Linked DNA regions of Homo sapiens: region 2 is linked to region 1. Evidence: chromatin loops called from intact Hi-C (ENCODE). Cell type or tissue: ascending aorta. All regions are shown on one strand. Each heading gives the region's core, and the rest is flanking DNA. Links, peaks and the distances in the headings are about the cores only.

Evidence for each region. Peaks named below come from ENCODE experiments on the same cell type or tissue, not always from the same donor. Only the 100,000 strongest peaks of a DNase experiment are listed, where the experiment ranks them.
Region 2: a loop joins it to region 1, with 3 times the contacts of the local background. A loop is called at or near these places in 3 of 110 quality-filtered maps.

The regions. Positions count from the first base shown.
Region 1 is chrX:133,412,729-133,418,092 of GRCh38, forward strand. It overlaps GPC4 (glypican 4), which reads right to left and starts at 2,761. Exons shown (of 9, transcript NM_001448.3): 1 at 2,078-2,761. The coding sequence starts at 2,237. RefSeq lists enhancers at 3,000-3,500, 4,623-5,162. In ascending aorta, for the core only: no CTCF peak of the experiment used is centred there; DNase peaks (open chromatin) are centred at 932, 2,056 and 2,843; H3K4me3 peaks cover 3,572 bases; H3K27ac peaks cover 2,804 bases.
Region 2 is chrX:133,247,893-133,253,256 of GRCh38, forward strand. No RefSeq gene overlaps it. Among named protein-coding and RNA genes, the nearest start is that of TFDP3, 32 kb to the left of the region's middle. RefSeq lists an enhancer at 2,566-3,149. In ascending aorta, for the core only: no CTCF peak of the experiment used is centred there; a DNase peak (open chromatin) is centred at 2,999; H3K27ac peaks cover 2,325 bases.

The DNA.
Region 1 (5,364 bases), core at 301-5,300:
TTCTGGGGATGATGACAATCAAAGGGAACACCTAGCACAGAGTCTCTGAGCACCCTTCAAGCTTCCTTTTTCCTGAGATGCTGGCTGGGGAAGATGCCCTGCCACAGCGAAAGACTGCACAGAGCAAAGTTGGGGAAACTGGGGAGGGCAGTTTCACAACCCCACTCGCTGAATGCCTGCAGTCAATATCAAAGGCACATATTGTTTGCATGAGCAGAAGATGAAACCTTGTCACATTCCCATTAAGTGCAGAGCTGCATCTACCCCTTCAAAATGTGGGAATGACAACTGTAACCTTCACGCCAATCATCTCCGCTGTGCCCAGGCCTAAACTGTGCAGGGCACAAAGACCCCAGGTTTGACCTGCAGAGTCCCCAAGCTTCAGCGGCTGGTGGTTCACTTCATTTTTTTTCTGGCGGGGCAGGAGGAAGGGAAAGAAAGAGGGCTTTTCAGGGCTCTACAACCAATAAAATCGTGCCGCTTTGAGGACATACTTGAGCTCCCCAAAAGACAGGCAGCTGAAGGGCAAACAGTGTCTAATCAGTAGTGAGCATGTTATTTGGTAACTGCCAAGGTGCAGTGGGCGCCTGGGCTGCTCCAACAATTTCTTCGCTTCTATTTCTAGACAGACGCCAGTTACACTCCAAAAGTGCCCAGCAACTTCCCTCAATTACCTTTGTAATTAATATGTAATTGATGACTGCACTTAATCTCCAAGGTTATTAATAGCCCTTCCAAAAAATGACCCCCAAATCTTCCTAAGCCTTTGGAAGCGCCTGGTTGAAATTACAGTATTTCCTTTGCTGGCTGCCGGCCCCCTGCCCGCCCCACCCGGAGACCAGCACGGCAAGGCAAAGGCGCGCTCCACTCACTTCCATGAAAGGTTCGGAGTGGAGGCTCAGCCCCCCCCCCGGGCTCGAATCTCTCACTCCTCCGTTAGATTACGCTGGCCACCAGCCAGCTAGATTCGTGGTGCTTTCTGAGCCCCCAGGGCGAACGGGCTACCTGCGCGGCCGGCGGGGCTGCGCGCAACAGTTGGCCGCTGCTAAGAAGACAGTGCGACCCGGAGGGGACCCGGCCGGACACCGCCGCCAGCTTCGCTGGGAGGGACGCAGGGCACCCGCCGAACGCTGCCTCCCCAGCGCTCCGAGAGGGGCTTTCACAAATACCCCCATACACCCCCCATCCCACCCCACCGGCGCCAAAATCCGGTGAACTTTCTCACAGGCTAAGCCGTCTCTATTTGCATAACCATCTCCAAACTGAGATTCAGGTTTCCTGTAATCAGTCCTTTCAAAGGTCTGTAATTGAAAGTGCAATTAACCCTTAAAATGAGGTAAGAAAAAAGAAAGAGGGGAAAAATACTCCTCTGGTCTGATACCTTCCGGAAAGTAGGAGAGTTCCCAAAAGTCAGGGTTTGGAGGGGTGGAGAGTGGGGGTAGTCGTTTGCTTTTTAAAGGCGACTTCTGAAGCGGTTGCGGCTACTAAAACTCCTAATCCTTGTCAGCGGTGCAAGAGAGGCGGGGAGAGAGTTTTAAAAGAACATCAATGAAACATCAATTCAAGTTCCACGTTTTGCGACCCCCAGAATCTAGCAAGCTCCGGGACGTTTCCCTCCACCACACCCCACTGGCGACCCCCACCCCCACCCGGCCTCTCCTCACCCATACAACAAAGCGGGGCGTCCTATAAGGAGTTCAACCCGGAAAAGGAGAAGTAGCCGGTGACACGCACTTTGAGGGCCACAGTCCTCAGGGGCTTCCCGGGACGGCGAATAATGCAGGGGGGAGAGGAGGAGCGGAGGCGGGGAGCGGAGCGCGACAGTCGCACTGGGCAACCCGGCGGCGCCCCTCCGCTCGCAGTGCTGGGAAGGGGGGAGCGCTGCGCCCGCGGGGAACGTCCTGCGCCCGGGCTGCCTGGCTCTCTCGCTCGCTCGCTCCTGCCCTCTCGACTGCCCATTTCTCCCTCTAGTGTACCTGCGTCCGGCGCAGGGGGCGGCGGGGCGGGGGAAGGGAGTTGCAGCCTCCCTTCCCGAAGTGTCGGTCTCTGCGCCCACCTCCCGGGTGTGCCCACCTACCGTTGATCTCGTGGAGGGGGGCATCGTTCTTGTTGAAGCCTTTGGACACGTAAAGACGTCGCACTTCCGAGCAACTTTTCGACTTGAGCTCGGCAGCCAGCAGCGCGGCGCTGAGCACTGCCAGGGTGCAGAGAAGCGCGGGCAAGCCGAACCGTGCCATGGTGCGGGCCGGGGCGGACGCGTTCCCACCTTTGGGACCGGACGGGAAGCGGCGCTACGGCAGCGGGCCGAGGGCTGGCGGAGTCGGGGACTAGCGAGTGGAGCTGGAGGGAGAAGGAGTTGGAGTTGGTGGAAGAGGCGAGCAGGCGGAGGAGACGCGGGGCGAAAAGTAGAGCTGGGCCTCGCGTCAGGCAACGGTCCCCGGTGCCAGGCGCCGGGCCAGGGGAGAAGGAGGGCGTGGAGGCGGCGCGCGGCCCAGGGAAGCAGAGGCGCGGGCTGGTGACCTCGGGGTTTCGCGGGGCAGCGAACCCGGCAAGCTGACTGGCCGGCGAGGCGGGGACGCGGGGAAGGAGGGAAGGGTGGCAGGCGCCGCGGGGACCGCAGAGGGTGTGGGCGGCGGCGGGCGTTCGCTGCGCGCTGCTTGGGCTGCCCTGCGCTGGTCCGCTCGTCCGGCTGGACTCGGCTCGGCTGACTCTGCCCTCCGCCGCGCGGCTGTGCCCTTCTCAGCTCTGCCGCTGATTGACTGGCCGGCGTGCGCGGCGACGCTCCGCAAACTTGGCCAAGCGGGCGGCACTCGGGGGGAGGGGGCGGGCGTCGTGGGGGGGCCGGAGACAGGCGGGAGCACGCTGGGCCGGGCCGGGAGAAAACCTGGAAGCCGGGTTGGATCCGGAGCGGCCAAATCCACTTCCTAGGGGGCCGCACCGGGCGCCCGGCGCTCCTTCGCGTGACACGCCCCACCCGGCTCCTCCTTCCTCCCCTCCTCCTCGGAGGCGGGGAGCCAGCCCACCGCCCCCCAACCACAAAGGGAAGGCCAACTACTCCGGGCTGAAGGGCCCAGGTTCTGGGGAACGGGACGGCCTGGGACTTGTCCCGAAGCCCATGTCTGAGCCCCAGGCCTTCTTGCGCGCGGCCACCTGACCCGCCGCCTATGGGCAAAAGCCGCGCGGAGCCCTCCCGCCGCGATATCCGCCTCCCCGCTGCCATCCCGCACCCGCGGACGCTCCTATCCGCGCAGCTCCCGGGCTGGGCGGGGAAGGCACATTACTCGCATTGTTTCGCTGCAGGCAGCAGGGGGATTTGGGGCTCCGAGCTCGTCCTAGAGCCTCACCTGGTCTCCCCAGACCTGCTTCCCATAGGACGGTACTCGTGAAACACCAGTTTGTCCAGGACCCCATCAGGCATCCTCCTTCCCGCATCCGCAACACTCCAACCCCTCGACGCCACTCCCACCCCCGACCCGGTTCTACTACAAGTCTAACCGAACTCTGAAGCGGGAGAAACCCCCAACCGCGAGGTGAGGGGGCAAAGACAGGGTTGACCGCAGAGATCTTGGAGACCATTTGGCCCAACCCTTCCTTCTATTAAGGGAACTGGGGCCCAGAAATGGGAAGCGACTTGGTAAATAGCACGCCGGGGAAGGGGGCGTCCAGAACCCGGGACTCTTGACTCTCGAATTTCATGGAATAATGGTAGCCCAGGACTCCCAAACCCCCTACCCCCTCAAGCCCCTTGAGAGAGACTGACACCCCTCTGGGACTCAGTCCCCACTTTTCCACCAGAAAACTGGAAATGGGAGAGACTTCCCATCTTGCAAGCTTTGTCAGATTCCATTAATGAGTGTTTTTTTGAAGCTCCCAGCGCTCCTTAAATGAAGGGAACTGTGCAGCTCGGGAACTTGTCATTACCGTTGTTATTGTTACAATCTGCTTTAAGAGGTTGGGTTGAGAAGTGCCTCAGACACCTCGGGAGTGTGCTGGGAACTGGGCAGATAAAAAGGGCTGGAACTTATTATTTGGCTAGACTCTCAATTCCCATAAAATTACATAGGGCAAAGATACGAACCATCATTACAGTTATCACCCTCAGAGGGTTTGTTGAGACTTTCTCCACTGTTGTTTGTAAACCACGTTGACATGGCTGGCTATGAGGAGCTGTTATTTTGAATACCTGCTTGCAGACTCTTCTACATTTTGTTAACAGACTATCAACATGAACAGACTGTGACCCGTCTATAACTGTGACTTCCAATTTCTGTGGGCTGGCTGAATATTTAACTCTGAAACTAGGAGAGCAATTTTTTTAATGTGCAAACTCAACTACAATTGAATTTCCTGCCATTTTCAAGACTTTCCTTAAACTGGTAACCATCAAGTCCTGAAGGCATTGCTAGGGCTTAGCTGAGCACTTTTAATTTTCATTGATTGATACATTTACTTAAAGATGTTCTTCACCAAGGAGAATATGCTCTGAGATGCAACGAGCATTATTATAAAATGGAAGCCAGTGACCGTAAGAGAGAAAATGATACTCCTGAACCATGAAGGCCAAATCAGAAAGCTACTTCTCACACCAAGGCTGGGAGGAACTCATTCGTTGCCGCCGCTCCCCCCCGCCGCCCCCGCCCTCCCCAGGTTTACTCCTGCTCTTCCTCATAATGTATTATTAACCCAAACTTGAGCCTTTTCCACCAGAAACAGTAACCTCTGGCTACAAACAGATCTGGACAAGTCTGAACTTTACCAAGGGAGGCAGGAACCCCAAGCCGTGCTCAGAGGCGGCTCCCACTTCAAAGCCTCCTTTCATTTAAATACAAACAGGGTGAACAACTGGCAATCTACGAAACAAATACCATCCAGAAGGGAAGCTTTCTTTTCAGATGGGCCAGAACTCCTTCTTCCCTCTCCCACTCCCATCCCTGCTGTCTTCAGAAGAGGCTTCTTAGTGGAGATGCACCTACTCCTTGTAAGTTCTCTCAACGCCAAAAAATAGAGACTGCATGTTGACTGCAAAAATCGATGACTTCTCAGGCTGATTAACCGTCATATAACTTTTTTTTTTTTTTGCTTTTTAGAATTGTGGTAAAAAGCACACACATACGCAATTTGGTATCATTTTAACCATTTTGAAATGCACACTTCAGTGGCATTTAGTACAATCATAATGTACAATCATCACCACTAGTTACAGAACATTTTCATCACTCCAAAAGGAGACCACATACCCATTAAGCACTCAAAGTTCATTCTCTTCTCCTTCCAGTCCCTACAAACCACTAATTTGCTTTGTCTCTATGGATTTGCCTGTTCCAGACATTTTGTAGAAATGGAATCATACAATACAGGGCTTTT
Region 2 (5,364 bases), core at 122-5,121, 170 kb before region 1:
GATACTGGGGTATGGCTTGGCCTACAAAGCGCCTTCCCATTTGATTTGCTCCTCTACACAGCGCTGAGAATTTGAATGTTTGAATGGCAATTGTAATTCTCATCTCGCAGATGGAGACACAGAGACTCAGGGAGAGTCAGAGAGGTCACACATAAAGGCTAGGGCTGGGCCACAAACTCCCATTGCTTGGCACCTGATCGCTGTCTCTATGGAGATTGAACCTGAGTGTCTTGGTGACTTCAGGTACTGTGATTAGGTGTAGGATTTCAAGCTATTCCAACATAGGTTTCAGCTATGCTAAGACAGCATTCCTTAAGACAGCTGAAGCCTTTCAAAGTACTAACTTTTCTGCCTGACTCTTATTCTTAGAAATGACACCTGGAAGGCACAGCTTCCCGTTACTCTAAGTGGCAACAATTTTTGCTTCTGCCTAGACTAGCCTGTTGTCTGTCTTGCAGGGGCAGGGCTGCGAACTTTGTATGTTTTAGGACTTTCAACTGCCAGAAGGCTAGAAGAGGCCCTTAAGTGGCCTTGCTCTAATAATCAGTACCTGGTGAGTCAAGAATGCCTTTGTGTGATACAGCTCTGCTTCTCCCTACAGGATTTGCTAAGCAAAAGAGAGGATGTATTATTGTCAGAAATGATCTAGTCATTGAACTGTAGCTAGTGAAACTGCCTTTACAAAAACCCTAACAGTGAAGAAATTATGGCAGTGAAGGAGATCTGATCTGGCCAACCCTCATCTTGCCTTTAGCCTTCAAGCTGCCCTTAATTATTCCTGGGCTTATTTGGGAGACATTTAGTTTATAGTTTAAATGATAATAGTCCTTTCCCAAAACTCAACTGCCTTTGTAAAGCTAATGAGAAACCACCAGACTAGGAGGATAGAAAAGCCTGAATTTCATTAAGGTATAGATATCAAGGATTGCCAGCCATTATTCTGGAGGTCACAAGATATGCAACTTTCCCAATTACTCCTGCAGATAACGTCACCATTGTAGAACCTACGACTGGCCTTTTGAGATATCGTTTCAGGTTTTTTGCATGTCTGACCGAAGGCTCCACCTGGACCTGCCAACTGCTCCTGTGGCCCCACCCAGAAGCGATCAGTCCAAGAGGACAGCTTCAACTCCCTATTATTTCATCTCTGACCCAAACAGTCAGCACTGTCCATACCTTAGCTCCCTGTCCAGCAAACTATCTGAAAAACTCCTAACATCTGAACCTTCCATGAAACTGATTTGAATAATAACTCCATCTTCTGCATGGTGTGGCCAGCCTCGCGTTAATTAAACTCTTTCTTTACTGCAATGACATGGTCTCTGTGAATTGATTTTGTTTGTGCAGTGGGCAGGAAGGACCCCTTGGGCAGTTACACTAGGACACCTGCTCCCTAGGTTTTTGTACTCAGCATTATGGGAAAGATACTCACTCCTCTTTCTAGCCCTGAACACAGAAAAGCAAACATGTTGGGAATGTCAAAATGGCAGGAGAAATTGTGCCTTTTAATCCAAAGGGATGTTTGGAGAAGAATGATCAGTCAGCTTTGTTTCCCCCCAACCCCCACCCCCTTGGCTCATTTCTTACAGGAAAAGGGGGAGGAAGAAAAGTTTGTCAGGATTTTGCAAATGAAAAACACGTCCACACTGACAGAAATAGACTGTTTTCTATTAAGGAATTTGGTCATGGGAACAATTATTTTTGAATTTATCATCATGTTTATAAAATGATATTCCAGAAAAGATTAGAAGGAGAGATTTTGTGAAATAATTCCTCTAGCTTGGTTCTCTTTGTGAATGCCTCAATAAACAACGTTAGCCATATTGCTGTTGTTTTCTATTGAACTTTGACCGGGAGATTTAAAAATTGCTGCAAGTGAGACAAGAAGGTTCTCCTCTATTTTCCAATTTGTGATATTAGTGTTTTCTATTTATTAAGTTCTCCATGCCACCTAGTGTTTATCTGAAGAAATACCAGATGATTGTTAGCAAGTCCCCCAGTCCTGTGCAGGGCTTCAAGTTCATGCAGTAACTCAGTTAGACATGCTCTGTGTGACATCCCGACTGACTGAAAAGTTTGTGATGATCTTCAACACTAACACATATGACCCAATTCTTCTCCCTGAAGAAAACATTAACTTTTTTTCTTCTATAGCAAGCTTGTCCAACCTACAGTCCACGGGCCACATGCATGCAGCTCGGGACAGCTTTGAATGTGGCCCAGCACAAATTCATAAACTTTCTTAAAACATTATGAGATTTTTTGCAATTTTTTTTTTTTTTTTTTTTTTTTTTTGCTCATCAGCTATTGTTAGTGTATTTTATGTGTGGCCCAAGAAAATTCTTCTTCCAATGTGGCCCAGGGAAGCCAAAAGATTGGACACCCCTGGTCTGTAGGACTTACTGGCATCAAAGAAGTCTAGAATGGTCATTAGAATGGTCATGGTGGAAGGGACATTCCAGACCTTTACACCCCAGCCCACTGTTGTGCCAGGAAACCCTTGTGTACAATGCAGTGTTTCACAACAGCCTCCCTGGAACATCAACTTTGCTCTTTATTTTTTTCTTTGAAAGTATCTGAAATATATGACAGGAAAGCCAGGAGGGGCCTGAAAACCATTCAGAATCTCTGTTTCTCTCTGTGGCTGCAGCAGTAGGCAGAGAACGCACAAGAAAGAAAGGGCCTGTTTTATCTCTGGCAGGCGCTGGCCCAGCAGCAGGATCCAGGTTGTGCAGCTCACAGAGCTCTAGCTGGAAGGGCTTGATTGAATTCCTCCTCCCTCTTCCTACCCGCCTCCAAAAACAACAAACCCCTTACAAACAATGCCCATGATGTTAGCAACAATGAAGCTGTCCTTTTCAAAATGTGTCTTCTATCATTTGCCTTCAGTAATTACCAAGGCCTTCTAAATGCTACCACAAGCTGAGCTAGGGCTGGAGAGGGTGTGGGGGCAGGGAACAGAGCTGTAGGAATGAAGTCCAGTTTTCCAAAGGGACCCTGGCAATCCTGCTGTGGCCCTTTTCTGGGTTTACAGAAAGTAGTGGTTGTCATAATTCTGGCAAACACATGCCCTGTATTTTATACAACAGTTCCAGTTTCAAATAGTTTCCCTTGTCGTTCACGTAAGCACACTTGGCCTGGTCACATTATGGATTTCTTTTCTTTTTTTTTAAGGTGGCTGCTTGGAAAATATGCTCACCATCTCATTAGAGCCACGGTCTAATAAGGAGGAAGCCCCTTTCTGCCACCCTTTGACAAACTTCCCCACTTACTGTTATTACTTCCCACGGGGCCTGAAGGGCCACAGGTTGCTGATAGGGTGAGGGCTTGCAAAGTCAGCTGGGGGCTTGAAGAGCTGGCAACCTTGATCTACACATTTGGAGCCTATAAAGCACATTCACTTTGGGCTAGTAAACAAAATGGATCTGAATTTTTTTTTTTTGTTTCTGTGTATGCTAATCTGGGCAATTTGCAAATCTTACTACAACAGACGAAATACTATTAACATGACCTTATTGAAACCCACATCTGTAGTGAGACAGGGAACCAGTCATCACAAGTGTCTCCACGCAAGGCCCCAGAGGATATCTCCAGGAGGTGAGAGCTGCATTTGACAAACTCCATAGGCTCTGAATCGCCTGTCAGTTCTGCAGAGAAAAGCCAACGTTCCTGCTGACCACACACCATACCCGATGTCCTTAATTGGAACTCTGTCACCATAACATGGAGCTCTTGGGTCCCGCCTAACCCTTGGTTTTGTTATAGGCATTAAAAATGGGGGACCTCAGACCAGCTGGAAGGGAGGTGGTGCTGTCAAAGTGGGGAAAAAAGACAAAGAGAGGAGCTGGGCATGGTGGCTTACGGCTGTAATCCCAGGGTTTTGGGAGGCCAAGACGGAGGATCATTTGAGCCTAGGAGTTCAAGACAAGCCTGGGCAACATACAGAGACCCCACCTCTATAAAAAGTAGAAAACATAGCCAGACATGGTGGCAAATGCTGGTAGTCCCAGCTACTCAGGAGGCTGAGGCAGGAAGATAAGTTGAGGCCAGGAGTTTGAGACTAGCCTGGGCAACATAGTGAGATACCTGTCTCTACAAAAAATAAAGATTAAAAAAAAAAGCCAGGTGTGGTGGTGTGTGCCTGTAGTCCCAGCTACTCAGGAGGTTGAGGTGGGAGGATCACTTGAGCCCAGGAGTTTTAGGCTACAGTAAGCTATGATTGTACCACTGCACTCCAGCCTGAATGAGAGAGCAAGACTCTGTTAGAAGGTAGGAAGGAAAAAAGGAAAGAAAGAAAGGAGAAGAGGAAGGGAGGAGAAAAGAAAGAAGGAAGGAAGGAAGAAAAAAAGAGAAGGAGAACAAAAAAAGGAAGAAAAAGAAGAAAAGAAAGAAGAAAGACAAAAGGAGAGAAGAAAGGAAAGAAAGAAAAAGAAGAAAAGACATTAAAAGAAAAGAGAAAAGAAAAGAAAGAAGGGGAGGGGAGAGAAGAGGAGAGGGGAGGGGAGGAGAGGGGAGGGGAGAGAAGAGGAGAGGGGAGGGGAGGAGAGGGGAGGGGAGAGAAGAGGAGAGGGGAGGAGAGGGGAGGGGAGGGGAGGGGGAAGGGAAGAGAAGAGGAAGGGAAGAGAGAGGGAGGGAGCTAGCCAGAAGCAGAGGAGGGCAGAGGAAGGGCACACAGGACACCAGAGCAAGAGGTCAGAACTGAGAGACCTCCAACCACGGGCTCAGGGTCAAGGCAGGCCCAAGCAAGATGGGGAAGGAGGGAGTCATCTGCCAGGCCTCCCAGGCCTTCAAGCCACACCTGCCAATCAAGTCTCCCCAGCAGGATCTAAGGAAAAAGATGAGTGAGTATTCTGTTACTGCAAATATTCTCATTTCTTTGAGCTATATCACCGTCTTCTGTCTCACTCTCTTTTTCTCTCTTTGTGAATCTCCTTCTTCCCCTTCCCCTGTTCTATCATTCTGTTAACCTGCCTTCTCCATGCATCTATTCGTCTTTTTTCCTTTCTTTCATCTGGCAGCTCCAAAAGCACTTTCTGATCCATGGAGTTTCCAGTAGCTGCTCCCTTATTGCTGTGGAATCAGGGGTGCCAGGGTCCTTGAGCCTCAGAGCTGCTTCTTTGAAGGACAACCTACTCCTTTCCCCTGGCCTCCCCTTTCCTGTGGCCACCATGCCCCAGACAGCAGGGCCTCCCCTAAAGAGAGCTTGCTCTGGTGAGTAGAGTGGCTTCAGCAGGACCCAGTCTTTTGAGTCACGGTGTGATCTTGGGGTCTGGGCCCCCAACTCTGGCAGTAGCAAGACTTGAAGCTCCACAACCCAGGGCTTTGGCAGCCCCTCCGCAATTTCACAGTATAGGCTCTGTGGCC